7 separate regions of the Homo sapiens genome follow, and all the other regions are linked to region 1. A link is a loop called in an ENCODE intact Hi-C map of the cell type or tissue named here. Cell type or tissue: endothelial cell of umbilical vein. All regions are shown on one strand. Region 1 overlaps LOC101928236 (a long non-coding RNA gene). Region 2 holds the start of PTX3 (pentraxin 3). Region 3 overlaps VEPH1 (ventricular zone expressed PH domain containing 1). Region 4 overlaps VEPH1 (ventricular zone expressed PH domain containing 1). Region 5 overlaps VEPH1 (ventricular zone expressed PH domain containing 1). Region 6 overlaps VEPH1 (ventricular zone expressed PH domain containing 1). Region 7 has its middle 69 kb from the start of VEPH1.

Evidence for each region. Peaks named below come from ENCODE experiments on the same cell type or tissue, not always from the same donor. Only the 100,000 strongest peaks of a DNase experiment are listed, where the experiment ranks them.
Region 2: a loop joins it to region 1, with 7 times the contacts of the local background. A loop is called at or near these places in 25 of 110 quality-filtered maps.
Region 3: a loop joins it to region 1, with 9 times the contacts of the local background. A loop is called at or near these places in 24 of 110 quality-filtered maps.
Region 4: it touches region 1 in a loop (8-fold over the local background); 2 of 110 quality-filtered maps call a loop at or near these places.
Region 5: it touches region 1 in a loop (11-fold over the local background); 25 of 110 quality-filtered maps call a loop at or near these places.
Region 6: it touches region 1 in a loop (15-fold over the local background); 83 of 110 quality-filtered maps call a loop at or near these places.
Region 7: it touches region 1 in a loop (15-fold over the local background); 21 of 110 quality-filtered maps call a loop at or near these places.

Annotation. Positions count from the first base shown.
Region 1 is chr3:157,202,874-157,206,873 of GRCh38, forward strand. The region is part of intron 2 of LOC101928236 (a long non-coding RNA gene); the gene reads left to right. Among named protein-coding and RNA genes, the nearest start is that of CCNL1, 45 kb to the left of the region's middle. In endothelial cell of umbilical vein, a CTCF peak has its summit at 1,653 (motif pointing right); DNase peaks (open chromatin) are centred at 1,678 and 2,218; H3K27ac peaks cover 776 bases.
Region 2 is chr3:157,434,875-157,438,874 of GRCh38, forward strand. All of the region lies in intron 4 of VEPH1 (ventricular zone expressed PH domain containing 1), which reads right to left. It overlaps PTX3 (pentraxin 3), which reads left to right and starts at 1,976. Exons shown (of 3, transcript NM_002852.4): 1 at 1,976-2,189; 2 at 2,639-3,040. The coding sequence starts at 2,060. In endothelial cell of umbilical vein, no CTCF peak of the experiment used is centred here; DNase peaks (open chromatin) are centred at 2,007, 2,937, 3,107, 3,227 and 1 weaker place; H3K4me3 peaks cover 2,388 bases; H3K27ac peaks cover 2,418 bases.
Region 3 is chr3:157,352,633-157,356,632 of GRCh38, forward strand. The region is part of intron 9 of VEPH1 (ventricular zone expressed PH domain containing 1); the gene reads right to left. All of the region lies in intron 7 of LOC101928236 (a long non-coding RNA gene), which reads left to right. Among named protein-coding and RNA genes, the nearest start is that of PTX3, 82 kb to the right of the region's middle. In endothelial cell of umbilical vein, a CTCF peak has its summit at 2,246; a DNase peak (open chromatin) is centred at 2,249; H3K27ac peaks cover 998 bases.
Region 4 is chr3:157,280,356-157,284,355 of GRCh38, forward strand. The region is part of intron 12 of VEPH1 (ventricular zone expressed PH domain containing 1); the gene reads right to left. It overlaps LOC101928236 (a long non-coding RNA gene), which reads left to right. Exons shown (of 10, transcript XR_007096141.1): 4 at 2,869-3,005. Among named protein-coding and RNA genes, the nearest start is that of CCNL1, 120 kb to the left of the region's middle. In endothelial cell of umbilical vein, no CTCF peak of the experiment used is centred here; a DNase peak (open chromatin) is centred at 2,356; H3K27ac peaks cover 2,984 bases.
Region 5 is chr3:157,445,048-157,449,047 of GRCh38, forward strand. All of the region lies in intron 4 of VEPH1 (ventricular zone expressed PH domain containing 1), which reads right to left. Among named protein-coding and RNA genes, the nearest start is that of PTX3, 10 kb to the left of the region's middle. In endothelial cell of umbilical vein, a CTCF peak has its summit at 2,183; a DNase peak (open chromatin) is centred at 2,154; H3K27ac peaks cover 665 bases.
Region 6 is chr3:157,491,715-157,495,714 of GRCh38, forward strand. VEPH1 (ventricular zone expressed PH domain containing 1) reads right to left here. Exons shown (of 14, transcript NM_001167912.2): 2 at 3,498-3,792. The coding sequence starts at 3,635. Among named protein-coding and RNA genes, the nearest start is that of VEPH1, 9.7 kb to the right of the region's middle. In endothelial cell of umbilical vein, a CTCF peak has its summit at 2,109 (motif pointing left); a DNase peak (open chromatin) is centred at 2,107; H3K27ac peaks cover 319 bases.
Region 7 is chr3:157,570,367-157,574,366 of GRCh38, forward strand. It overlaps the pseudogene SLC66A1LP. Among named protein-coding and RNA genes, the nearest start is that of VEPH1, 69 kb to the left of the region's middle. In endothelial cell of umbilical vein, a CTCF peak has its summit at 2,394 (motif pointing left); a DNase peak (open chromatin) is centred at 2,375.

The DNA of each region.
Region 1 (4,000 bases):
GGAGTATCCTTTGGTCTTTTAGCTGGTTTGGATTTTGGGTAGTGCTTTGGTGGAAGGATCCTCAGAGAATCATGAAAGACCCTTTAATATAACAAGGACACAGTCAGCACTTGATCATCCTATGATCTAGGCAGAGTCTAGATCTAGGCAATGCTCTAGGAAGAGTCTGGGAATGTTGGCTCAAGGATGAGGCTGTGCAAACAAGGCTCTCTCTGGGTCCCTGGCAAGAACAGCTTTGGTTAGACCTACCTGCTCTTTTGGCTCTGTGGGGGTAAATCATCTCTGGAGAATTGAGAGTGGATTTTGCTTTTGTATAATTGTGGTCTGGGGTTATTTGTAACGTCTTTCTCTCTCTGTTTAGATCATAGAGTTGATTGATTTGAGTGCAACCAAACTAGCTGTGGTCATTCAATAAATAAGACACCATTAAGCATTTTTCTTCTTACTGGTCACAGATATGGTTCTATTCTTTCACTTTGGACATGTGATCATATAAAGCCTTAAGGATAAGAAATTAGGTTACTACCTCACATAGGGATTTGTTGATTGTATTGTATTGCATTATTGTATTGTATTTATTTATTTATTTTGAGACAGAGTTTCACTCTGTTGCCCACGCTGGAGTGCAGTGGGGCAATCATGGCTCACTGCAGCCTTGACGTCCCAGACTCAAGCGATCCTCCCACCTCAGCCTCCCAAGTAGCTGGGACTGCAGGCATGTGCCACCACACCTGTCTAGTTTTTTTAAAAAAAATTTTTGTAGAGGGGTCTTGCCATGTTGCCTAGGCTGGTCTCGAAGTCCTGGTCTCAAGTGATCCTCCCACCTTGCCCTCCCAAAGTGCTGGGATTATAGGCATCAGCCACTGCACCCTGCCTGCTTTATTAATTTTAGTGAGCCTCACATACAGTTTTCAAAGTCAATAACCATGGGTTTATTATCCTCAATTTACAGATAAGAAAACTAGGATGAAAGAGATTACGTGGTTTGCCCAAATTCACATGATATATGGCTATAGAAGTAAGACTAGAACCTAGGCATTTCATTGAATATGCTAAACACACATATACACACTCATTTTTCTAGGTATATAGTATTAATATGTGCATATGTATAAATGACAATGACAATTGAGTATTTAAACATTTCAAGATGTGAACATGAAAATTATGCTAATTCTATTTTTTTAAAAATAGAGACTGAGTTTCACTCAGTTGCCCAGGGTGGAATGCAGTGGTGTGATCATAGAGTTGTAACCTTCAACTCCTGGGCTCAAATGATCCTCCCACCTCAGCCTCCACGTAGTCTCCTCAGTAGCCAGGACTACACGTGCATGCTACCGTGCCCTACTAATTTTTTAAATTTTTTGTAGAGATGGACCTTTAATTTCAGTTTTGTCATCTATTCTGTACTTTCTCAGTTACTATTAAAAGATCTTCAATAGGACAGATAATCAAATCATCTATATAACATAAATAATTTAAATGTTTTACTGACTAAAAGACAGAATCTAGGTAATCTTTCAAGGCTTACTCTAGATTTCTAGTTTTATTAGTTTTTAATTTAAGAAATTTATTAAGGATTTCTTTTCATAAGATGATATACCTTTACAGCAGTTTAACAAGCTTATCATGCTTCATACAATTTATCCAGAAGGAGGCAGCATTTTACTATTAAATTGATGCTTCCGCAAAGGTTCTAAATTGTTTTGTTTTGTTTTTTAAAGATGTAAACTATCTAAATACACACACCCTAAATCCTTTCAGGGCAAAGATTCCTGACTATCACTAGAGCTTTGCATATTGCCACAACTGTGAAATCCAAATTCCACTCAGATTAAATGCATCTAAAATTACAAATAGCATAGATAGTAGCAAAATTCATTGGCAGAAACCATTTTTGCAATAAAGATATTGATCAAAATAATTTAGAGTTGAACAGAAGATGGAGTAGAAGGGAAAATGAATGATTCAGTTGTTGCTAACTTGTAGAAAATAAGTATTTGGTTAATAAGAGATCAACTTGTTGAAAAAAATTTGATTCACTCAGAAACAAGGATAATGAATTAGTTTTAATCATCTAGCTAAATTCATAAATGGGACTTGCTGTTTCTTTTGATGTTTTTATTGAATCATAGGATCTTTAGAAAGAAACTTGAAATTTCCTGTGGCATATTTCAGTGATTGCTGGTCAGAACTCATTTCATCTATCACGGAAAATGAGAGTCTATCTGCTTTCAGAGGATTAGGAAGAAGGGAATTCCACCATGATAAGGGAAATTAAGTTATGAGAATAACAGGATGGCAGAGGGGCCTTTTTCTGTTGCCCTGTATTTGACACAGAGCCCAGAGCTAAAAACAGTAACTGGGGTCTGGTGCTTTCTCCAGAGTATTCCTAAGGGGCTAAAGAACTATACACCAGTCCCCACCCACCTCCTCTGTCCCTTAACACCCTGTCCTTGGGGAGTAAGTAGGGTGGAGTGATTTCCCCCCTGCCATCACTAAGGGGCTGCTTCCCACTCCCATTTCCAAGTGAAGAAAGAGACTGTCCCCATCGTGACCTCTACTTAGGCATAAGATTTGCTAGGCTATTCATTCTACTAGAGCAGAGGAGATGCAAGCTAGGAGAGATGGGTGATCAGAGAGAAGAGGCTACAGTGGAACAGTCAGCTTGCCTGTCCATTATGTGGCATGGCCAGGGTGCAAGAAATTCCTTAGGGCAAGAGGACATATGGAAGGCAGGTGCCTTCGAGCCAACTTGCTGTAACAACATCCTCCCTTCCCAGGGCTATGCACCATGACTTGGAGTGTATTACTGGGGATACTTGAGGGAGTGGATGGGAAAGACCCAGCCATAGCTCAGTCTTCCATATGGGGGTGTGCAGTGGGAAGACACCCCCAGGGCCCTCTGACTGGCTCTCACATGTGCTCCAAAAGGTGGACTTGAGAGGCCGGCACTCACACTCAGGGTTTTCTGGAGAAGCAGAGCGGCGGGCAGAGTGAGGGCCACAGCTGATCCTGTTGGGTGGAAAGACCCTGTCCCTTTCCTTCCCACTCTTCCTGACTAAAATACTCGAGCAGGGCATAGGAGAGGGAGGAGGAGGGGTATCTCAGAGCCCGCACTCCCCCTCACCCATCTTACTTCAAACAGCCGGGGTCCTGACTCAAGCGTTCTTTGGAGTGGGAGGAGATGGAATTTAAATGGAGTTTGAAATTGAAGTTTTAGTTGGTTTTTTAATAACCAAAAATGAATAGAAAGTGATGCAATTTTGGCCAGGGGCAGTGGCTCATGTCTGTAATCCCAGCATTTTGGGAGGCCAAGGCAAGAGTGTTGCTTGAGTTCAGGAGTCCAAGACCAGGCTGGACAACATGGCGAAATCCCGTCTCTACAAAAAATACAAAAATTAGCCAGAAGTGGTGGTGCACACCTGTGTTCCCAGCTACTTGGGAGGCTGAGGTGGGAGAATCACTTGAATCCCTGAGGTTGACAGTGCAGTGAGCTGTGTTCATGCCACTGCACTTCAGCCTGGGTTACAGAGCAGGAGACCCTGTCTCAAAAAAAAAAAAAAAAGATGCAATCTGTCTAGGATGCCATGGAGAGATGGGAAAGGGAAGTATGGAATTTGGATAAAGGGTTAGGAAAAAGTTGAAAGATTTCATATTTATGATCCAGTAAGTAGAGCTAAATTGGCTATATAAGTATGTAATGGTAATGCTATTTAAACACTAATATAATTTTTATTTTTCCTAATTCCTGTTCCTCCTCCACCCTTCATCATTAAGGCTTATTTAACAGGGAAAGAAAGGACAGTATCAAAGAAGTTCTGAGGGAAATCAAGATGATCAGTGTTCCTTAACCAACAGAAAGAGAAAATAGATAACCGTTTTAGTTTTTAGGAAGCTGTGTGTGTATGTGTGTATGTGTGTGTGGTGTGGGTGGGTGGGAAGGACAGACATTACACACACACACACACACACACACACACACACACACACACACATA
Region 2 (4,000 bases), 230 kb after region 1:
AGCAAAGCAAAATTAATTAATTTCTTTTTCGTCCTCCTGAACAATGAAATGATTTTAGAATCCTATTACTGAACATAAAAGCAGCACATTTTAGATTATTTCCTTATATCTGTCTTCCAGTTCATTAATATTCTTTTCAGCTTTGCCTAATTTGCCACTTAATCCATGCCTTGAGCTTTTAAAATTTTCAATTAACTTTTTTTTTTAATTCTAGAAGTTTTATTTGGTTCTTTAAAAAAAATCACCTAGCCTTTTTCTTTTTGACAATGTCTTATTCTTTTCTCATATTTCCAATTCCTTCTTTTAGAGCTTCAGTAGTTTTAAACATATTTATTTTCTAGTTTTTTGGCTGATATTTCAACTAAATGCAGTTCTTGGGGAGAGGTGTCTAATCCTTTTTGGTTTCTGCTGATTCTCATTTATAGTGGTTTGCTTCCTCATATGTTCAAATATCATTGTGAATTCTTTTTTGTTTTCACAGTGGCAGATAGTATATATTTGAATTCTAAACATATCTGAGGGCAGGCCCAATTTCACAAACTCAAAGGGACCTTGTAGAGTTCAAAGAGAGACATGATTGCTTCCTACCTCTTTGTGCTAGGGCAGAGTGGGATTGTACCTACTGAAATACAGTAGGTAACCCTGTGAGGGTCCTGGCTTTCATGAGGATCTCCCTTCTAACTCTCCACCTTTGGCCTAAGCTTTGCTTCCACATGGTCATCAACATTTGGTGGTTATAGAACTAATAACCCCTATCTCACTTCACTCCTATGCCAGAGGGGCCCTAGCATCAGCTCATGGGATTGTTGTTTTTGCTTTCCTCTCTATCTTTGGCTCCGGGATTTTCCCCTTACTTTAATGGGAGCTCATCTGTACCTTTTAAGTTTTTATTAATATCATGTGAACACAGACCTGTATATATTGTTAGAAGCAGAAATCTCTAAGTTTACTTTTAAAACATGATCCTTGCCTCGAAACCTTGTAGAATAATATAATGTCCACATAATACCAAGTTATGAAAAGAAACATACCTAAATAACTAAATAAGTATATTCCTTTTTTCCCCCAGCTTTTTTTCCCCATTCTAGGTTTACCCAGTTGTACTGTGTTGTTTGTCATAGGCCGGGTGAGGTGGCTCACGTCTGTAATCCTAGCAATTTGGGAGGCGAAGGCGGGTGGATCGCCTGAGGTCAGGAGTTCGAGACCAGCCTGGCTAACATGGTGAAACCCTGTCTCTACTAAAAATACAAAAATTAACTGGGTGTGGTGGCGGGTGCCTGTAATTCCAGCTACTTGGGAAGCTGAGGTAGGAGAATCGCTTGAACCCAGGATGCGGAGGTTGCAGTGAGCCGAGATCACACCATTGCACTCCAGCCTGGGCAACAAGAGCGAAATTCAGTCTCAAAAAAAAAAATTATCTATAAAAGTATAGGTGCAACTCCTCAAGTATTAAAGACAAGATAGCTCGGATTGGACTTGACTTTCAGAGCCATAACTATTCTTAATATGTTGGTTTATCTTGGAATCAGACCATTTTCAGTTTCAACCTGTAAAACAGTGTACAAAGGAAACATGGAAAGTTTTCTATATATAAAGGGTTGTGAAATAATAACAGCTCACAGAAAATGCTGAAATGATGATTTGCTTCAGTACCCTCTGAAATTTCTCCCCTACCACCCCTCCTTCATCCCCATTGCTATCAATTCAAATTACAACAGCTAATTCTCAGGAGAACAGTAGAAGCCCAGTTTCTCTCCTCTTTCCCCTCTGACCCTCCTCCAATTAATCTGACTGCAGCGTAAACCTTTGCGGTTTAATATTGTGCAACTTCCACATTTCCCTCGCTCTCCCACCCAGCCCCCTCCCCCACCAAATTCAGGGGAACTCCCGTTACCGCAGTGCCACCAGCATTACTCATTCATCCCCATTCAGGCTTTCCTCAGCATTTATTAAGGACTCTCTGCTCCAGCCTCTCACTCTCACTCTCCTCCGCTCAAACTCAGCTCACTTGAGAGTCTCCTCCCGCCAGCTGTGGAAAGAACTTTGCGTCTCTCCAGCAATGCATCTCCTTGCGATTCTGTTTTGTGCTCTCTGGTCTGCAGTGTTGGCCGAGAACTCGGATGATTATGATCTCATGTATGTGAATTTGGACAACGAAATAGACAATGGACTCCATCCCACTGAGGACCGTAAGTTCACTTTAACTGTTTCTCTGCTAACCCTGACTACATATCCACCTCTTGGTCTAAATAACACACATATACTTTGTGGCCAGTGAGACAAGTTAAAAATTTATAGCTTGTTATGCAAAAGTGAGAAGCACTTGAAGAAAGATGGAGGTTTCAAAGTTATTTCTGTAACGTACATAATGGGTTGAATCATATCAAATCGTCAATATTTGACTGTTTTGAGCTACATAACCGGCGATTTCATAGGGTACAACTTAATCTATACCTGAATGAATGATTTCTGTCGTTTCTGAGACATTTACATGCTGTTTTTCGGAGGTGTCCTTAAAGGGAAGGGGAATGCCAGGAACGGGCTGCAACTTGGCACCACCGAGGGAGGTCAGCTTTTACAAAGCACATCCAAGGCAGGCCTGGGCGGGCTGCTAACGTGTGTGTATCCCGTACTCTAGCCACGCCGTGCGCCTGCGGTCAGGAGCACTCGGAATGGGACAAGCTCTTCATCATGCTGGAGAACTCGCAGATGAGAGAGCGCATGCTGCTGCAAGCCACGGACGACGTCCTGCGGGGCGAGCTGCAGAGGCTGCGGGAGGAGCTGGGCCGGCTCGCGGAAAGCCTGGCGAGGCCGTGCGCGCCGGGGGCTCCCGCAGAGGCCAGGCTGACCAGTGCTCTGGACGAGCTGCTGCAGGCGACCCGCGACGCGGGCCGCAGGCTGGCGCGTATGGAGGGCGCGGAGGCGCAGCGCCCAGAGGAGGCGGGGCGCGCCCTGGCCGCGGTGCTAGAGGAGCTGCGGCAGACGCGAGCCGACCTGCACGCGGTGCAGGGCTGGGCTGCCCGGAGCTGGCTGCCGGCAGGTAAGGAGGCAAGCGGGGCCGGGACCTCCCACTGCGGCTTTGTTCCGGGAGCGCGCGTAACGGCAAGCCAAGCCAGGCAACCTTCTAGGGGAAGCTTTCATGGGAAGCGCGCGCGCGCGCGCGCACACACACACACACACACACACACACACACACACCCCTATTTCTGCATGCGCGGTCACAGAGCTCAGGCACACCATACAAGGCGGGAAAATTGGCTTTAAAAAAGTATTCCTCAGTCCTAAGGAGCCCTAAAGAGAGTTGTGGAGGTAACCATCACAGTCTTGAAATAGACGTCTAGGGCCCCTTACACCCGATCCGACTAAGCGCTGCAGGAGTCCACTGGCCCGTTATAACCGTGATCCCTCTTGCCGCCCAGCTTCCCTCCGTTAGGGATTTCCACGTCTTCTAATTTTATCCTGCCTCTGTCTTTAGAGGAGCTCTGGTTTCCCGCACTATTTCAGGGCCCAGGCTAACGTTTAGGGATGTTTTCCAGCCCCTCAGCCGGCCCCTCCTCTCCGCCCACCCATTCTCAGCAAGAAACTTGAGGCTAAAGCTAATCTCCCGAAGGGTCAGCGGAATTCTTCAGGGGTCCCCCAGCCCCCGGGGTTTGTGGAATTAGCGCGACAGGGGAGGTCGGAGGGTGTGCGGTTTGGGATTCAGCGTGGAACAGTCAGGTGTAGGAGCCAATCCGTGTAGGGGATCCCAGCTCCACCCCAGGGATTCAGAGAATTGGGGCCAAGCAGGAGAGAGACTGTTCAAACCACAGGCAACTTCTCAAAGTCCCATGTGACACTCCATGAATCTCCAAACAGACATGGGTTCCCAAAATAATACATTCTAAAGATGGTTAAAAGAAAGAAATAGAAGATTTGGAGCCAATCAATACTCCTTTGTATGCCAAAACTTCTAAGAAATGGTGGTGTGACAATCATTTTGGATTGTATTAGAAAATCAGTG
Region 3 (4,000 bases), 150 kb after region 1:
TTGTTTTTTACTTTACATTGGAGATACAAAATTAGTAATAAAGTTGTTTGAGGCTGATAGCAACAACAACAAAAAAACCTTGGCTGAATAACTAATGTTTTATACTTTGCCAGCTCTGCCATAAGACACTAGGGATTAATTGCATTTAGAGCATAAAGGACCTTAAAAGTTATCCAGCCCAGTGTTTTTCAAGTTTCTTTAAGCTGTGGAATTCTTGGTTTAAACATTCTTCAGGAAGGCTAGTGTGTGAAGCCAGCTACATCAGGGTTGTTCTGTTTGCAGGGCAGGTAAAGGGAGGAAAAAAGGGTCTCTGGAGCCTCTATAGGGAGCAGAGCTTGCAAACCCATGGCTCTGTAATATACTCTTGGGATAAGTGTGAGGAAGTGGTGACCAATGAGATGAAGTAACCTGTTCAAGGAATCAGAATTGCCCTGCAGCAGAGGTGGGACTGGAACCCAATTTAGATAGGACGCTGGGCATCTGGAGTTATTACCTAGTTCCAAGTTACCTGCATCTCTGTTACTGAAGCCAATTATTCTTATTAAAAATTTCCAAACCTTGCAGAAATATTTACATTAAAATGTTCAAATTTCCCCCTCCCTCTCGCTTTCTTCTCTGCCTGCACCCCCAATCTGATTATTTTTCTTTTTATTTTTTTGAGACAGGATCTGGTTCTGTTGCCCAGGCTGGAGTGCAGTGGCGCAATCTTGGCTCAACCTCCACCTCCTGGGCTCAAGTGATTCTCCTATCTCAGCCTCCTGAGAAGCTGCGACCAGAGGCATGCCACCATTCCTAGCTAATTTTTGGATATTTTAATAGAGGTGGGGTTTTGCCATTTTGCGCAGGCTCTTCTTGAAGTCCTGAGCTCAGGCGATCTGCCCACCTTGTCCTCCAAAGTGTTGGGATTACAGATGTGAGCCACTGCACTCAGCCCCAGTGTGATTCTTCAGAGAAAAACAGTGATAGCTGCTTGATGTGTATCCTTCTAGAAGTTTCCCCCCTCCCTCCAAATTTGTACATACATACACATATATGTAAATCCTTTTTTTTCCTGGGTTTTCTTGGCTGGCTCTATTTTTCTCTTTATCATAGCACTTAACGCTTTGTAACATCCTACATATTTTACTTATTTATCATTTCTATTATTTATCATACATCTTTTCCCACTAGAACAGCCTCCATGGAGGCAAGGATATTTGCCTATTTTGATCACTGGTGTTTCGCAAGTCCCTGGAGTGTGCTGGCATGTAGTAGGCACTCAAAAATTTTGTAGAATGAATGGATGAAGAATGAACAAGATGAAGAAGCAGAACAGGAAAGATTTTTAGGGCAGTGAAATTACTCTGTTTGAAACTACAATAACGGACGCAGGTCATTATACATTTGTCAAAACCCATAAAAGGTACAATACCAAAGTAAACCTCAGTGTAAACTATGGACTCTAGATGATAATGTATCACTATGAGTTCATCGATTGCACCAATGTGTCGCTGTGGTGAGGGATGCTGACAGTGGGGGAAGTTGTGTGTGTAGTGGGGCACAGGAGGTAAATGGGAATTCTCTATACTTTCCACTCAATTTTGCTGTGAACCTAAAACTTCTCTAAAAAGTAAAGTTTATTAATTAAAAAAAAAAGAATGAGTGGTCATCTCAAAATTCATGTGTCTAAAACCAAGCTCTTGATTTGTATCTCCCCACACATTCTTCCTCTAGTCTTATCTGTCTCATCCATCCATTGGGTGATTAGGCCCAACCCACCAGCACTGCTGACAGCTTTCCTTTGAAATATATCTGGAGTGAACACTTCTCACCACCTGTAGTCCAACCACCCTAATCTAGGGTGCCACACATAAAGTGTCCTTCTGCCTCATGGCTTTGTATTTACTGTTCCGTCCTTGCTGCTTCTCCTTATTCATGTCTCCATTGCAAAATCACTTCAGTAGAGAGACCTTCCCCTGTTACTCTACCTAAATAGTAATCCCATTCTTTATCCCCCCTCCAACTTGTTTTGTTTCACAGCATCTGTCACTATTTGGCATTATTCTTTCTATATATTTTTTGTTCTTGGTCCATATCATCCCACAGAATAAGTTCCAAGAAGGGAGAGATTTGCTTTTGTTTGCTGCTATATCTTCAGTGCCTAGCAAAACTTAGGGACTCAAATTTTTGTTGAATGAATGAATGAATCTGCTATTCACCTGTAGAATAGCATTTGCTTCCTAAGGAGTCTCTAGCCCCCTCTACAGACTAATCTCCACATTGCAGGTAGGGAGATATGTTTTCAATCTGACTTTTCTCTCAGGATAGAGCCCAGATCCCTGCCTACATTGAACTATCCTCCTCCTCACTTCACTTCACTGCTCCCCAGGGGGCCAACTTCCAGTCCCTGGAGTAGGCTGTGCTCCTTCTTTCCACAGGACAGACGGTTCTCTTCAGCTCCCACACCTCTACTTACTCTTCACATTTCTCAAGAGTTCCTTCTCCAGGGAAGCTACTTTGACCCCCAGATTAGGGCAGATTCCATGTGATAGGTTCTGACAGAACCGTGTTCCTTTTCTGCAGATAAATCATCTCACTTTGTAACTACGTATTATGTAAGTTCCAAGAAAGCAGAGTCCATGTCTATTCTGCACACAGTTGTATCCCCTGCCTACAGCAGCGTGCCTGGTACTGCCAGGTTCTCAAGAAGAGTTGGCTGATGAATGAATGAAGGCATAAATGAGCATGGCAATCTCTGCTGTTGCCAGGCAAGTCTCCAAAGCATATCCAGAGAATGAACCTTTCAGGCATCACTAACAAATCCCTCAAGTTTGAGAGACCAGGGAACTCTAGGGGTGGCTGGCTAAGTTTCTCCCTGCCTGGCCCAACACCAGGTGATTTGAGCACAAATACCAGCTAAGTAGATGACAACATTCTTGTGCGTTGAGGCTTAGAAATCTCACTGGGGAGACACAGTCACCTGTCATTGTCCCTAGCCATGTAAGGCATTACTTCCCAGATTAATATTTCTTCAAACATCTAAACTGAAGTGATCATCTGTAAAAAGTAGTTTTTACTTACATGTATAAACTACAGGGTTTTATATGAGAAACAGAATCACACTCTCAGAGTTTCTTTGACAGTTTTACATTTCCTGCATTTGTGGCTTATTTTAATGCCAGTGTAATATTTTAATGGCTGCGGGATAATTGATGTGGATATTTTCATCTGAAAAATGATGATTTTCTGTAAAGCAAATTACCTTTAAAAGTTTGCTGACTCTCTCACTCTTTTTTTTTTTTTTTTGAGACTGGGTCTCTCTTTGTCACCCAGGCTGAAGGGCAGTGGTGCAGTCACCGCTCACTGCAGCCTCGACCTCTTGGAGTCAAGCGATTCTCTCACCTCAGCCTCCCAAGCAGCTGGGACTACAAGTGCACATCATGGCTGGCTTATTTTTGCATATTTTTTGTAGAGAAGCAGTTTCACCATACTGCCCAGGCTGGCCGTGAACTCCTGGGCTCAAGCAACTCACCCACCTCGGCTTTCCAGTGTTGGGATTATGGGCATGAGCCACCACACCGGGCCAACTGAATCTTTTTATAAGAAAAACAAACAAACAACAACAACAAAAAAACAAAACCCTGTGTTTTATAATTTTTCACCAGTCCCTAATGTGAACAGGGTAAAAATGTAGACATAGGAATTAGCTGTCTTTTACTCAGCTCTTTTTGCCTCAATCCAAGTAGACTCTGTCAGCTTTGGACTCATCTGCTGTAAATATGCACCTCTCTGAAAATGAACTGTAACACAGATCATTTCCTACTAAATTATCAAATACCTGGACTCTCAATTGCTAACTATGTAATTGCCTATGATTTTGGAAAAATATTTAAAAATCCTCCGTCACCTGAAATTTGATGGTTGTTGTGGAGCAAATAGGAGGAAATAATCTACCCTCCTCCACCCCCACCTTTTCCTCTGTCTTATCAAAACCCTTCACCCAGCGATATAATCTCTTTTC
Region 4 (4,000 bases), 77 kb after region 1:
TGTTAGTGGATAATCACAGAATGACTGATGCTTTGTTGCAAGTATATGGCCTATCTGACACTTTTCCTCTGTATCAAGACAAGATTGTTGACCCAATATGGAAAGGCAGAGGAGTAGGAAAGTGATGCTGGATGAAAAATAGAAGTTAATCCCTGAGGGGTGTTAGGTTACTGATCTTAGCTTGTTTCTCTTCAAGATTTACAAGTTATTAGCATGTTTACTATGAGCTCTTTGCCTATGTGTATATTGTAACATTTTAGCATAATACTAAAATTCAGTTTCCACAACATGTTGAAACCTTGTATACAGCAATGTTTTCTTCTCATGAAAGCTAATTTTCCAAAAGATGCTATTTCCAGGTTTCAGTTCAGTTAGTTGTTTTTAATTTTGAGAAAGAGTTAGATTTTTAAAAGTTAGATTTTCAAGTTGCATTTCAAAACAAATTCGATTTTTTCCCATGGGTATTCTATCACTTAAGTGATTAATGAATTTCTCAATCACTCATCTATTTGCCAAATGCTTATTAAACACTATAATGTGCCAGGCACTGGTTAAGATGTACAAAGATGAGGCATAATCCATGGTTCTTCTTGTAGTTTACTGTCCAGAGGGAAAGACTGATGGCCACATGCCAAGTGCAATACAGAAGTGTAGGCAGAGGATGGAAAGGACAGAGAGAGAGAAATTAATTCTGCTTAGGGGTGGTATGTAGGTGTGTGTGCATATGTGTGCGTGTGTGTGTGTGTGAGAGAGAGAGAGAGAGACAGAGAAAGACAGAGAGAGAAAGAGGGAGAGAGAAATGAGAGTGTGTGGAGAGGTTTAAGAGGGAGAGAAGAATGTTCATACCACAGAGACATAAAATAGGAAGATGGAAGATGGGGAAAGGGAGAAAAGGAAGATTTCAAGATAATAAATTATCTGAGTTTGTAAGTGTGTTTTTATTTTGTCTTTAAGTATTGCAAAGTATCTGAACAAAAAGCTGAGGTTCAATTTTACATAATCAATATATACTCAGTAGTCCCAGTATATCAGTGTGAAAATGTGAAGTTATTGTATAAAAAGCATTCCGTTGTTTTTGGTGCTCTACCAACACTTAGCACGTAGGACAGTGCTCTAACACATGTGGTAGAAGAAAAGACATCATACTACAATGCTAGCCACCACATACATCAAAATCGAGTTTTCTTTTTTTTTTTTCTTTTGAGATGGAGTCTCGCTTGCCACCCGGCTGGAGTGCAGTGGCATGATCTTGGCTCACTGCAACCTCCAACTCCCTGGTTCAAGCGATTCTCCTGCCTCAGCCTCCTGAGTAGCTGGGATTACAGGCACACACCACCACAGCCAGCTAATTTTTGTATTTTTAGTAGAGATGGGGTTTCACCATGTTGGCCAGGATGGTCTCGATTTCCTGACCTTGTGATCCGCCTGCCTCGGCCTCCCAAAGTGCTGGGATTACAGGCGTGAGCCACTACGCCCGGCCAAAATTGAGTTTTCTTTTATCACTTTTAAAGTTCTATGAAAGTTGACATTGAAATTTAATGGAAAAGCTTCATATTCATAGACTCACAAGGCTATTGGTGGCCTTATGGGCTAGGTCCTCTCAGAGGTCATTTAGTTCATTTTCACATTGGCATCTAGAGTGGAAAAATAATCTAGCTCGCATGAAGGGTGCCCCCAAAGGAGACCCACAACTGCTGTTACCAATTCTTTTGACTGTCTGAAAAAACTCTCCTGACACAGGAGGCATTTTGAAACCATCTCCATTTGCCCATGTATTCATAATCTAATATAATATAATAAATAGCACATTCTTTTTTTATTCATATTTATTTATTTAGTTAATTAGTTTAGATTTAGAGACAGGGTCTATGCTATGTTGGCCAGGCTGGAGTGCAGTGGCTATTCATAGGCATGATCATGGTACACCACAGCTTCAAACTCCTGGCCTTAAGCAATCTTCCCGCCACTCTTTCCTGAGTAGCTGGGACTACAGGCACGTGCCATTGCACTCAGCTTGACAGTATGTTCTTATAACACAACTATTTGAAATCAAGTTCTAAAGATGAATCATGATAGAAAGTTGTTTGAAAAAATTGTTCCATTTTCTTTTAGAACCCAAGAAGACCTTCTACTGATGATCACATTCAAATTTTAAATGTCTAGTGACTAAGAGACTAATCACATGGGGCTGCTTAGATTTATCGAGGAGGACAGGAGTGCCAAAACTCTAAGTTGTTTTTTGTAGGGTGTAAGAACAAAGGCATCTCATGTGTCTCGAGAAATGAGTGAAAGTCATGACCCAGTTCTTCCTCCTACTTTAACAAAATGTGACTGAAGAGGAAGCCAGATGTGTTCTAGGACAGACCAGCTGACTAACTCTTACTGTCAACATACACTGTGCAATTCCAAGACACAAGGGCAACTGATAAAGAAGATTAGCTTGGTTTTCCAGAAATAAGTTCTGCTCTGTTCAATCTCCTTGCTCAATCTCCATTCTCTCATTCATGTGGAATAACAAGATCTGCAATAAACACCACCAGGCAAGTCTCTGAGGATTACTGAGTTATTTCAGAAATTTTCTAATCTTCTACTCTGAACTTTTATAAAATGATTATCAGAAAATGAATCAGCAGTTGGAAGAATAGGAAATAGATTCTACTGTAATCATTTCCTGCAAGTAATAATTTCTCACACATTATCATAATAAAGTCTCTGTTCTTCTTTAAGTAGAGTAAGTCATCGAGGAAGTAGATCACTTCTAAAAAATTAAACTTGTCTCTGGGTCTTTATAATATATTATAACATTACTGAATGATTGCTCTTGAAATTTCCAATATTTCATGTCCTTAACTTGAATTTTCCCTACAGGTTGAAAAGTCAGGTTCTGGAATTGGCTGTCTGGATTAAAATACTGGTTCCATCACTGAGAAGCTGTGTGACCTTGCGAAAATTACTTAATCTCTTTGTGTTTCAGTTTTCTGATCTGTAAAATGAAGTCAATAATGGTGAGAAAATGAGAAAAATGCATGCAAGCTTAGCATATTATTAGAGTGATAAATGCTAACAATTATAAATCATGTCAGGGCCTCTACATTATTTTAGCATTTACTTTCCTCTGACTATCTGTACATTACTGGATAAAAATATTTTATTGATCACCAGATATTAAACTCCTGTGAATTTCTGTGTGTTGATGGTGAAGTTGGTGGGAGGATGGTGATGAGACTTACTTGAAGACAGGAATGTATGTGAGTTGACCATGTCAGTAAGCTGAGATACTGTCAATTTCTGAAGGATTCCTCTGGCTGAGTCTACACAGTTAAGAAGTATTATATATTTCTTGATGTCTTTCCTAATGTCTAACTGAAATTCTCTAATTGTCTCATGTTTTATTCCTCATTTATGGAGATGCTGGACAGCATTAAAAAATATTGAAACGTGAATACTTGAAAACAATTACTGTATCATTTGTCAATTCTTTTAAAAAATATCAAAAACCCAGTTTATTTGGCCTTTTGTTCTAGACTTCAATTCTACTTCTTTGGACCCCTTCTCCCTGAGGCTGATAGGGCAGCTGGCCCCTGTGTGGGTGTTGATGAAACCCAGACCAGTACATAGTACTCAGTTGGGCATAGTACATTCTAGGCGCTAAGACAGGCAGGTAAGTGGATCAAGCCTTTACAAGCGGTGACTTCTCTCAGGGAGGAAACAGCCCTAATCTTCATTTACCAGGTTCAGAATGCTTTGGGTATGGTATAGTGATGAATTTGATATCGTTACCATATAATCACAATCTTGAAACATCACATTTTAACATTCAAGGAATATTTGACATTGCCATTTAAAAATATTATTCATTCATTCATTCATTCACTCACTCAACAAATATAGCATGCTAAAAACATAAAAGAAGTATGCTAGATTTTTTCGAATACACCTTTTGGCTCTAACTGGATTATGAATTTCTTTTAGAGCAGAGACACTGTACCTTATTCATATT
Region 5 (4,000 bases), 240 kb after region 1:
CTGACCAACGCTGAAATATTATATGTGATTCTTTTCCTCCTTCTGTCTGATTGGAATATGGTAATGGGCTGGAATTTCAGCAACCATCTTAGACCAGGAGACCCCATGCAACAATACAGAAGAAGCATGGGTTCCTGGTCATTGTGAAGCCATCTAGCCAGCCCTGAGCTGCCTGCCCACGGACTTCTTTTACGTGAGAGAAAAATATACTTTTGTCGTGTTTAATCTTTTAGTTGGTTGATCACTCAATCTAATTTTGATCCAGTAATTTTTATTTTAATTTAAAAAACTACAGCCAGGCGGGGTGGCTCAAGCCTGTAATCCCAGCACTTTGGGAGTCTGAGCCAGGCAGATCAGAAGCTCAGGAGATCGAGACCATCCTGGCCAACATGGTGAAACCCGTTTCTACTAAAAATACAAAAAATGAGCCAGGCATGGTGGTACGCACCTGCAGTCCCAGCTACTCGGGAGGCTGAGGCAGGAGAATCTCTCGAACCTGGGAGATGGAGGTTGCAGTGAGCCCAGATCATGGCACTGCACTCCAGCCTGGCAACAGAGTGAGACTCTGTCTCAAAATAAGTAAATACATAAATTAGCTGGGTGTAGTGGCGTGCGCCTGTAATCCCAGCTACTCAGGAGGGTGAGGCAGGAGAATCTCTTGAACCCGGGAGGCGGAGATTGCAGTGAGCCAAGATCGCACCACTGCACTGCAGCCTGGCAACAGAGCGAGACTTCATCTCAAAAAAGCAAAACAAAACAACAACAACAGCAACAAAAACAACTACGCACTTTATTCTCCCTAAAACACCCATAACCTAAACTTGGAAAATGCATTTTACAAATTCTCAGGAAGTTGGATATCTGACTTAAAAAAACAACAACAACTAAGCAATAACATTTAATGACTTTGAGAATATATAGGTGTTAGCAAAAGGAGGAAATAAGAAATGTGCAAAACTGAGATAAAATATCTAAAGAGAAGTATCAGCATGCTGGCTTATGTTAGCACATTGTCACACATTTTCATTTACCAAATACTTATTGCGACATCACCATATTACAGCATAGTAAAGTAATTGTGCAAGATGACTCAAGCTATTAGGAGGAAAGATGTATGTGTAATAAATATGTAATATATATATATACATATAAATAATATTATTTGTGTGTGTAGAGTGAACAACTGTCCTGGTTTGCCTAAGACTGTCCCATCTTTAGCACTGAAAGTTCCATGTCCTGGGAAGCCCTCAGTCCCACGCAAACTGGAACAGTTTTTCACTCTAGTATGTATGTATATATCTCCAGCAGAGCTAATTTTTTGGCAGAGATAATATATGAACTAAACACAGTTGATATTATTTTCCTTGTCTATTACAATATAAATTGGCTTATAAGTATTAACACCTTTAAAATATATTCAGAACATTCTACTACCAAGCATATAGTGTAGAATTGTAGAGCTTTCTATTTACAATTACTTGATTGACTTCACTTTAACAAAGAATTAGATTTGCAAACAAACAAGAAATTATAATTGATTTTTATTTCATTTCCTGTCAAATCTTAGATTAGAAATCTCTTCCCTGAGTTTTACTAAGGCCAAATGTTTCCAGCATTGTCTTTCAGCCACTTAAGAAATGCACTCCTAAGGTTAAAGTCTTGGTTAAGGTAATTGTATATGTTCATTGATGTATTCTTGGATTCAGTGAACATGAACACTCCTATCGTTGATCCTTGCATCAAGTTTTATAAATCTGGAGTGTAGCAGAAAAGTTTGCTGGGTTTGGGGTCAGAAATCCAGTATTCAAATCCTGGCACCATCACCTACTAACTTAATAACTCTAAGAAATCAGGCCTGTCAAGTAATCTCTATGAGTCTCAAATTAGTCAGGAACTTAGGGATAACAAGACTTGCCTACCTTGTTGAAAGATTAGTAAGCAGATAATTTTCAAAAAAGTGTTTTATAAACCATGAAGTTATATTGAAAATAAGATAGTTATCTTAAAAAATGTTTTTCCAAGTTGTTTTCAGTGGATTGAAACTAAATAAGCAAGCAAACAAAAATACGAACAAATAAATGAATGTAAGGATTCTTTTCCATTGTGGGTAAGTCATTTTCAGAGTTCAGCACACAAATGTCCAAATCTATGCAGGCCTTGTTCTACTTCACAGCAGCATCTACTGGTGAAGTCAAGAAGGTGCAAACTCTGAGTTAGATCAGATCCAAGATTTGGTTAACAATTTAGAAGTCTTTTCCTGTTTTAAGACGTCTCTATTCCTTGATCCATATGTGCATTGTCTTTTCATAACTTTACATTTAATAGTTTTCTATGGGTATAAATATTCAGGTTGAATATTCTTAATAAGATTGCTTAGTAGCTTGTTTCCTAGAATATTTGATTAATAAATTCTTTCCCAACAACTTGTTTTATGGTGAACTTAAAAACCACTTCCTTTAAGAATAATTGTATCATGAATTTTTAATGGTTAAGCATTTCCCTAGAGATTATGAAACTCCATGAGTGGATATGGTTCTGCTTCCAATCTTTTTTTTTTTTTTTTTTGAAATGGAGTCTCACTCTGTCTCCCAGGCTGGAGTGGAGTGGCATGATCTCGGCTCACTGCAACCTCTGCCTCCCAGGTTCAAGTGATTCTTCTGCCTCAGCCTCCTGAGTAGCTGGGACTACAGGTGTGTGCCACCACGCCTGGCTAATTTTTGTATTTTTAGTAGAGATGGGGTTTTACCATGTTGGCCAGCCTGGTCTTGAACTCCTGACAACAAGTGATCTGCCCATCTCAGCCTCCCAAAGTGCTGGAATTACAGGCATGAGCCACAGCGCCTAGCCTGCCTCCAGTCTTTTAATATGGACCTGGTACACAGCAGATACTCAATTGGTGATGACAAAAACAACCAGAACGATGATGATGATGATGATGATGATGATAGAAATCATGGTAACCATTGATGAACTATGGGCCCAGAATTGTACAAAACATAGATATTTTATCTATTTAAGTCTCATACATCCTATATCACATATATTATAACTGTCATATTAAATGGGGGGGGGACAATTTTCTATCTCCATTTTTCTGAGACTGCTCACCAAGCAATGGTTTGAAATTTGTCTCACACAGAGAAAAAATGAGCTGAATTTATCATAATTAACTAGACAGTATTTTCCAGGTCATTGCCAGCAAGTAAAAAAGGAATTTGGACTCTTGATGAGATGTTACATTTTCTTCCCAAAGACTTTCTACTTAAGTTTCCAATCATTTGAAGTCGTTTTGTGACTTGTGCCAGAGGAGCATGTAAAAGGCATATTGATGGTGAGGCATATTTCTTTATTATGATCACTGATTCAGAAATGCAGAAAAAGGGACATTACTACTTTTAGATTAAATAGCAATGGTGTTCATTGCATTATGGAGTTTCACATCAAAATTTTAAAAGGGCTTCCCTATAAACCCTCAGATAATCCACTGCAGTTGTAGGGTCTTCAATAATATTTTCAGCTTCTTGAGTGAAAGATATGCTAACTTGTGCTGCACTAAGCATTGGTTGTGCTTTTATTTATCAGTACTGAAAAGGCATTACAGACCATTTTCATATGGCAAAGAACAAGTTTGGAGACTTATTCGGGAGCACTGGAAAACAACTTTCTTTTCTAAAAAGGTTCTGATGTTACAAAACATCACATTTTACCCCTGATATAATTTAAGCAGAAAACAAATTCATTGCCCAAGTGATATGGTTTGGCTCTGTGTCCCCACCCAAATCTCATCTTGAATTGTACTCCCATAATTCCCACATGTTGTGGGAGGGACCCAGTGGGAGATACTTGAATCATGAGGGTGGTTTCCCCCATACTATTCTCATGGTAGTAAATAAGTCTCATGAGATGTGATGGTTTTATAAGGGGTTTCAGCTTTCACTACCTCCTCATACTCTCTTGCCACCACCATGTAAGAAGTGCCTTTCACCTTCCACCATGATTG
Region 6 (4,000 bases), 290 kb after region 1:
ACATATTCTGGAATGAGGGCTTAAAGACAATAATTTTTTTTGCAATGTTGAAAATGTGGCAGAATACACTTTAAAAAATTTAAACTTATCTAATTACAAGTCTTGATTCAACCTGAATGCCTTAGCACATCACAAGATAAATGTGGACAACTGATTTTTTAAAAACATAGAATATTTGACTAGTATTAGTAGTTGTTCTAAGCAATTGGTCTGAGTATTGGGCAATGATAAATTACAATAATAAATTAGGACTATTCCAAAGGAGGGTAAGCAGAATGATAAGAGTGTAGGCCATACCTGGGAGCTTCAATGAAGCCTTCTCTAACAATGCAGAAACAAGATTGTCCTTTGAGGATTAAACCAATAAAGTCCACTCATATGAGTGGGATTAGCCAGTACAGGCCTAAACCAAGACATTATCTTTTGATGGGTGACTTTGCAGGTGAGTTAGATGTAATCTCAGGGAGGAAGGGCTGGAATGTGATTGTCATGGAGGAGGAAGAAACCTAATCAATAAAAGTATTTCTTATCCAAAGAAAGACTGAGTAAACAGACTTGAGAACAGCATGAAACACACAAGAATTCTGATCCGTACGAGTTATAATTTTCATTGTAAATCAGTACATCGTGTTTTAATCTAATTTATATTTCCAAGTCTTGTATTTGGATAGCATGATTTGGATAGCATTTCTCAGGTACCAACAAAATTGAGTTTTCCAGATCTGACAGTTGATGGCTACAACATGAGGTGCTGTAACCTTTCCCAGACACAGGCTCCTTCTTTGTCATGGAAAAACCCAAGGTCACTAAGATGTTTAGCTGGGATGAGACAAGCCAGAGGTGAAGCCTGGTGCTTATCTTCAAAAGGTTTAAAGTTTTTCTTGTAGAAACAGAGGGTAGACTCTTTTGATTGTTGGGGGCAGAGAACAGAACAGAGACAACAGGTAGAAAGTACAAAGTAAGATTTCATCTGGCTAAGCAGAGGAACATGTTAACAATTTGAACTCCCAACAATGAAAATGCTCTCTCTTTGTCAGGGTTCTTTGATCATAAGCAACAGAAAAAGTCTGAATAAGTACAGCAAACAATAATAATAATAGCTATAAGAAGAAGATTAGAGGTGGCCCACTTATTTGAAGGAGAAAGTGAAGTACCAGGCCTTAAAAGGAGCAGTGATCAAGGCAGCTACAATGATAGAGAGGGAGGAAGTAAAGTACTGTTTCTTTGGGGCACCGTCCTCATGATAAATCACCCCCTGCTGATATCTTTCTTAAAACTACTGGGGAAAAACTTCTGATTTTCAAGCTTGGGCCAGGTGTTCACCTCTTCTCTCCCCCACCACTGATAGGGAAGGGTAGTGGGCACTCATGAGTAGGGAACCTTGATGGAGATGCCATCAAGGTTTTATGCAATGGAAAGGGACAATTTACCAAAGGAAAATTGAGAAGCAGGTAAAAATATTAGAAACCCACCATATTCGCATCATTGCAAGTGCAGGAGAAGCCACCTATTTTTCAGCAATCTTCTGTGCTGGAAGTTGGAAGGGGCAATTTAGACGATCCCTTCCTGTTCTACGTTTCTGAAGAGAAATTGAGAAGTGGAATTGATTACTGAGATCCAAGGTCATTAGGAGAGGCCTAGAGAGGAATAGCTGGGGCTGGATCTGAGGGAAGGATGGGACGCAGCTAACAGGGATGTAAGCCATAGAGCAGGCATGGTGGTTCCATGTGCTAATCAGAAAAGGAAGATAAGGAGCTGCTGGCATTGGTAACCTCAAACTTGATATATGTAAATTACAAGCTACCATTCTTCTTCTGTTCCATGAGAGGGTTACAGATAGAGAAATGGAAGAAGTAAGATGTGGTAAAAGTTAGTAGATGAAGAAGACACACGAACTCCTGGCTCTCCAGAACTCCTGGTAGAGTGAGATGCTATTTGGACAGCTTAATGAATGGACGATGATCCTAATGACAAGGGACCTGCCAGCCTTAATGGCTAACCAGTGGAGTTATATAATAGAACTGAGTCACCAGTCCTAAAATTCTGAATTTGATGTCTGTGAAACAAAGCAATTAATGATGCAAACAAAATAAATAACTGGCCACTAGTGACCTCTAGTGGAAGTAGGCTTTAGGGAACTTATGTGATCTTTGATTACTGTTTTGTTTTGTTTTCCTAGTAAGAAGATGAAAACCAGTGTAATTTTCAGCCAACTGATTTGCAGAGGAGTGTGAAAGAAGGGGTTTCTGAAAACAGGACAAAAATCTTACCCAGAAAATGAAAATGTACCAGGAACATGTTGTGCTTTGCGTCAACCTAAGTTGATTAATGTTCTGGAAAAGATGTGGATGAGTAATTGCCATCAAAGACATTACCTGAGAAAAGAAGAGTTTTTTGAGCAGTGACTTCATTGGTCACTGGGGGGAGTTCAGCATGTTAATGGCAGCCAGCAAGAGAAAATAGGCTTGAAGAGGAGGCTGCACGGGTTGCCAGTATACCTTTTAAATATATCTTCTTTGTAACACAGAAGAGCGCTGTTGTTTCTGAAATATGCACACATTTGCCAATTCAGTATTGTATGGCTTGAGTCCCACCACTTTCATCTTTCCAATGAGTGTCTGTGCCAAGTGTTGGCTAACACTGCTGAGCTGGGAGGATGTGGGTGGATGCCTGGTGGCCCTAGGCCTTTGAAGTGGGACCAGTCTCATGGAGGGTCCAAGTACAATCAAGAAGGTCAACATGAAACCACACTGGGCACTCCACATCCATCCCCTTTGGGAAGTGCTTTCAGAATATATAATCTTGACATTGAAGAGAAGCGAAGGAATGCAAGTATTGATGGGAGGTTTTACATCTGTCTGATCACACTGGGGACTAATAATGGGTGGGTGGAATTAAATGGCAGGTCCAGGGAGTAGGGATGCAGGTGGGTAGAAAAAGAAGCAAGGGAAAGATAAAAATAGAGACAATACAGAAGTAAACAGAATCAGCCTTATTAAGTCCTGGGCAACTGTCACTTCTGGCAGCAAAGCGATCGTTGTCCTTGTCTCATATTACCTGCGTGGCAGGAGGTGTCATCCTGCCTTCTTTCATTATTCAGCCTCCCACACACACCCTGCTCTTGTTTACTGATGCTGTTATGCTGCTCTGCAGGTCTGCTTTTCCCTGGATTGGCTCCCTCTCCTCTCAGTGTCATTTCAAGGACATAAAAATAGCCCCTAAATAATATTTTTGTGAGAATTCCATGCTGCTCTGCAATTTTCAGAATTCTGGTCTTTGTGAGTGGGCAAAAGATGATCTAACTGCCCCCTACTAAGCCATGACTTCCCTACTGATATTTCTTAGATGCCAACAAAACCACAGAGCAGATTAAGAGAGACCAATATTAGTGGTATTTCCTCTTTCCCCTGCAAAGATCTTTCTGCCAGGATATAAACAAATCTCTAGCTCTAGGACAGGCCATTTCAGAGATGTAGTCTATAAACCAGTTTACTTACTGAAGATGAGCTAATTATCTTAATTTGCTCCAAAGCTTCTGTAAGGCTGTCTTCAATCTCAGAGTCATCTAAGGAGAAGAGGTCCCCAGCTCGTGAAAGATCTTTTTGTCCCAAAACCAGTCTGAACAGTTGATGCATGGTGAGGATGAGTTTGATCAGTTGACTTTCTACAGACCCAGAGTCATGTGTTCCAGTTATCAGAGGTCAGTAAGACAAAAACATGTAGAAGGAGGTATACTTCTTATTCCATGAAAGGTCATTTTTCTCCAGACTTTGAGGTCTTCATTGACACTCTCTGCAAGGGAAACAAATGACACAATGTAGCCACTGGCAGAATGGCATAAGCTCAGAATGTGAACTCAGTGTCCAGCGGAGAGAGAGAGAAAAAAGAAACTTGGAAACATGTGCCTAGACTAATAGATCCTGGCTTAATGATCTTTAAATGAACTCTTTCCTTGTTTTTGTCTCAAAAAGTCTTGTCAAAAATTACTAGGTTTCTCCAG
Region 7 (4,000 bases), 370 kb after region 1:
TTCTGGAAATATTAACTTTTAGCTAGTATATGTGGTAGTGAAAGATTATAAATTTGGAGTCAGGAGCTTTAGGCTGATTCCCAGTTCTACCACTGGTGGCTTATGGTCATCATTTAGCCAAACCTTGGTCAACTTCCTGCAATAAACACTTCTGGTTTCAAAAGTTAATCTTACTTTATGGATATGGAAAGTGAGATTCTGAGAGATTAAGTAATTGTCTGATGTCCCACAGGTGATAAGCCATGTCTTCAGGTCTTTTGGATCCCAGGACCCAAGATTTTTAAAAATGTTTCCGCATAAGTGCTGGCATCGTAGGGAGCCAAATAGATTTTCACATTAATTTATCTGTTTGTCCACCTGTCTACCTGCATGTGGGCAACTTGATTAGAAGTCGATTTAAAAGAAAAAATAGATACTGGCTTTGAAAATGTAATCACTGATAAACACTATTCTTATGTTTTAGTGATATATCTATTCTCTCTAATTACATGACTTAATATCTTCCCCCACTATGAGGCCAAGAAAGAATAAACATGTACTTAGGACATATATATAAATTCTAATAGAAAATATAAAAGGCGAGATAAAAGGCATTAATGTTTTAGTATTGTCACTGAGCTTCTTTTAGGTTTTAGATATGTTTGCTCTGTGCTATGAATGAAGACGGGTTAAAAAGAGTCCTAGAGGCTTAAATGGAAGTGAATGAGATGTCTTATTGCTGTACATCATTGGTTTTGTTTTTATCTGGTGTTGAGTTGGCTCATTAAGTTCTGTGTTCCAAGTGTTTATTTGTCTATTGTCACTTTCCAGTCAGCTCTTTGTAGCCTACAGAAATGGAAGAGTGGATGAAGCAGTCTCTCTGGGTTTTCTGGATTGCTGGATAGGTGGAGACCTGACAAATTTCAAAGGCTGCTACCTGACTAACCAACTGCCTATTCAGGTAAAAGTTTCTCCAGATTTATCTTCAAAACAGTGAAGGTTCTGGGTTATGTGTGTATGGAGGGCTTCATGTGTAGAGTTGACAAATTTAGCAAACAAAATACAGGATACCCGGTCAAATTTGGATTTCAGAAAAACAACAAATACTTTTTTAGTATAGACCTGCTCTAAATATTGCATAAGTGTTCTGTGTCTGACAACCCTCTTAATGTGGCAAATTTTTTTATAGTAGAATAGAAGTCTGTCTGTTTTCAGATATATTTTTAAAGTCTACATCCAGTTTTAATTCCTTTTCTTCATACAGTTTTAATATTTTCTTGCCTCAAGGTAGCTGAACATGATATGTTGCCATTAGCGGATTCTTATTCTTTTCTATACTAAGGTTGAACAATAATCCACTGTTGCTGACACATAGTTTACAATGAGAGTCATGATTAAAAATATAGTCAGTGGCTATAGACAAATATTTCTACAGTAGTATTCAAATGAAAAAAATAAAGTGGAATATTTGTAACCTTTTAGAATACTTTGTTAATGTTTTTAATCATGTAAATGACTTTGTCACCTTCATACACTATCCTATATATATTGCATAATGGTGGCCTTGGATTTTATGTTTATGGATGTCCATCTTTATCTACCACTCCAGATTTTTACAGCCATCTTCGACATGAACACGGATGTAATCATACTCTCACAATTCATGTACTACAGGTTAAAGAATCAGAAGAAAAAAATGTAAGATTGATAATAGTTCACTCAAATACTTCTGTCTGTAATAGAACATTTTCTCATTTAAAAACTGATAGAGCATTTTCGAGTTATTTTTAATGAGTAAGGCGTATTTTGATAAGACATAACATTTCTCTCAACCATCTAAGTGAGTCCTTTGAGAATTTTCAGATGTGGCATATTTAGATTCCATGTTATTACCTTTTTTTTTAATTGGTATGTGTCATTGGACACATTAACACATCTATGTTATTGGAAAATAAACAGAAATGATTAATCAGAAAAAGGAAAGAGAGATTGGCAGGAATAGTCAAATGCTTTTAGAGGTTCCTGCAGGTGATAGGCAGTACCACTTTTCTCTTGTGGCTAATCTAAAAACATATCCTCCACAGGATAATAGCCACAAATAGTTTTTAAGTGCTTACCATTTGTCACTCGCATTGTAACTTATTTAATCTTCATATCGCCCATTGGGACAGGCACTATTTTAATGTTCAGAGGCTGGTGCAGAATAGGCCTGCAATATAGATTTGCTGAATAACTGAATATTATTTTTATTTTTGCTTTGTCTGCTGTGTTTTTAAATGACTGTTTCTTCACGTGTGTATTTATGAGCCAGCCCAACAATGAAATTTGCTTTTAGCTATGTACCTATGAGAGTGGCTCCATTTTTCCCCTTGGGATGGGTGGAGCGTATTTCTCTACTGCCCCCTGGTGGTTGTAACTATTACAAGGGTGGGAACAGCTACTCAAATCTACAAATCAAATACAAATCCCACTGGATACTAGAGTGGGGAAGGCAGGAAGATGACCCCCAGTTGTGTACCAGGCATGGTGAAAGACCTTTTATATGTGCTCCTTGAACTCGCTTATTTTCCATGGCAAACTCATTTATACAATTGAGGAAATCGAGGCATCCACAAATTGGACTGAGGTCACATAGCCAGCTGGTAGAGGGATTAGATTTCAAAATCAACCTAAAGTGATATGAGGTATATATCAAGCTGATTTACAGTGTAATTGGTGTCATGTGACTCATAAGCTCTATAAGAACAGGGACTGTCTCAATCTTCTTCCAGACTGAGTACGTAGCCGACATTCGGCAAATAGTGGTGGAATGAATGAATTGTGAAATATATGGAAATCTCCAGTAAAGCATTTGGTACTTAAAGGGCACACAATCAGTTCCCTCCCCTGTGTTGCCCGCTACCCCCACCAAACCTACTTTAAGTATATTAACTAAATAATGGCACCAAGAACTAAAATAAAGGAGCCATTTGGTAAAAGGTCACTAAGATAAGGGACATATATATATAAATAGTCACCACCATAACTAGTTTAATCTATCTGGAACTAATCCTGAATTTCTGTGGCAAACAGTCTAAAACAGTATGACAGCCCAGCTCTCTTCAATTTACTCCCTCAGGGCTAAATTGAGCAACTCACACAGTTTATGAGATTTCTGGAACAGAGTTTTGCTTAGCTGCAATATCTTCTGTGGGCAAAGTAGACTGAATTTGGAATGCTGTTAAACTTAGGGTCAATGCAGAGTTCAAAAAAAATTAAGTTTCACCAGGGAACATGTGCTCGATGGGCTATCCAACCTGGAATGTTGAGGGATAAAGCAAATCCTTCAAATATAAAATGTGTCTGAAGGTAATTTTTTATTGAAGTCTATTGTCTTAACATGTGGTTGTAATATATGAGAAGCCATGAGCCCTACCTTTGCAGTTATAACTCTACAAATGTTTTAAAATAAATGCTTCATCAGTTTTTATGTTAAACAAGTGGGAATGATTTAGCCAGAATGTTGCAGTCAGATATCTGTGTGTCTGATGTCTGCTGATGCTAACCCTGGTACGGATGCAACATAACTAAGAAATTAAAAATAGAATATAGAGGTTAAAGCTGCATGGACCTACCCTGCCCCTACCAACCCATGGTAGATGATTGTCTGGTTTATAAGGAGACATGTTTCCTACTTAAACATAGACTTTTGTATGTTTGTTAGCTTGTGGTTTTTGGTTTTTTCTTTCACTTTTACTAAGATTCTTCATCCCAGTGTTTCCTAGCTTCCTGAATGAGAGTGTTCAATTTGACCACCACTCCTGGAAGTTCTCAAGCTTTTATCATTAACTGATAGAGTAAGAACATAGCCAGCCACTGCCCATGGAGAATGAGTCACTCTGCTCTGTGTATTTAACAGTTATGGATCAGGTGCTTTTTGATTTTTTCCTCAGAGAGCTTTCCAAAATGTACCTTGACCTGGCTCTGCTGATTTAAACCTTGAGTCATCTAGATGCAGATTTAGGAAATAAGATCCATAGGA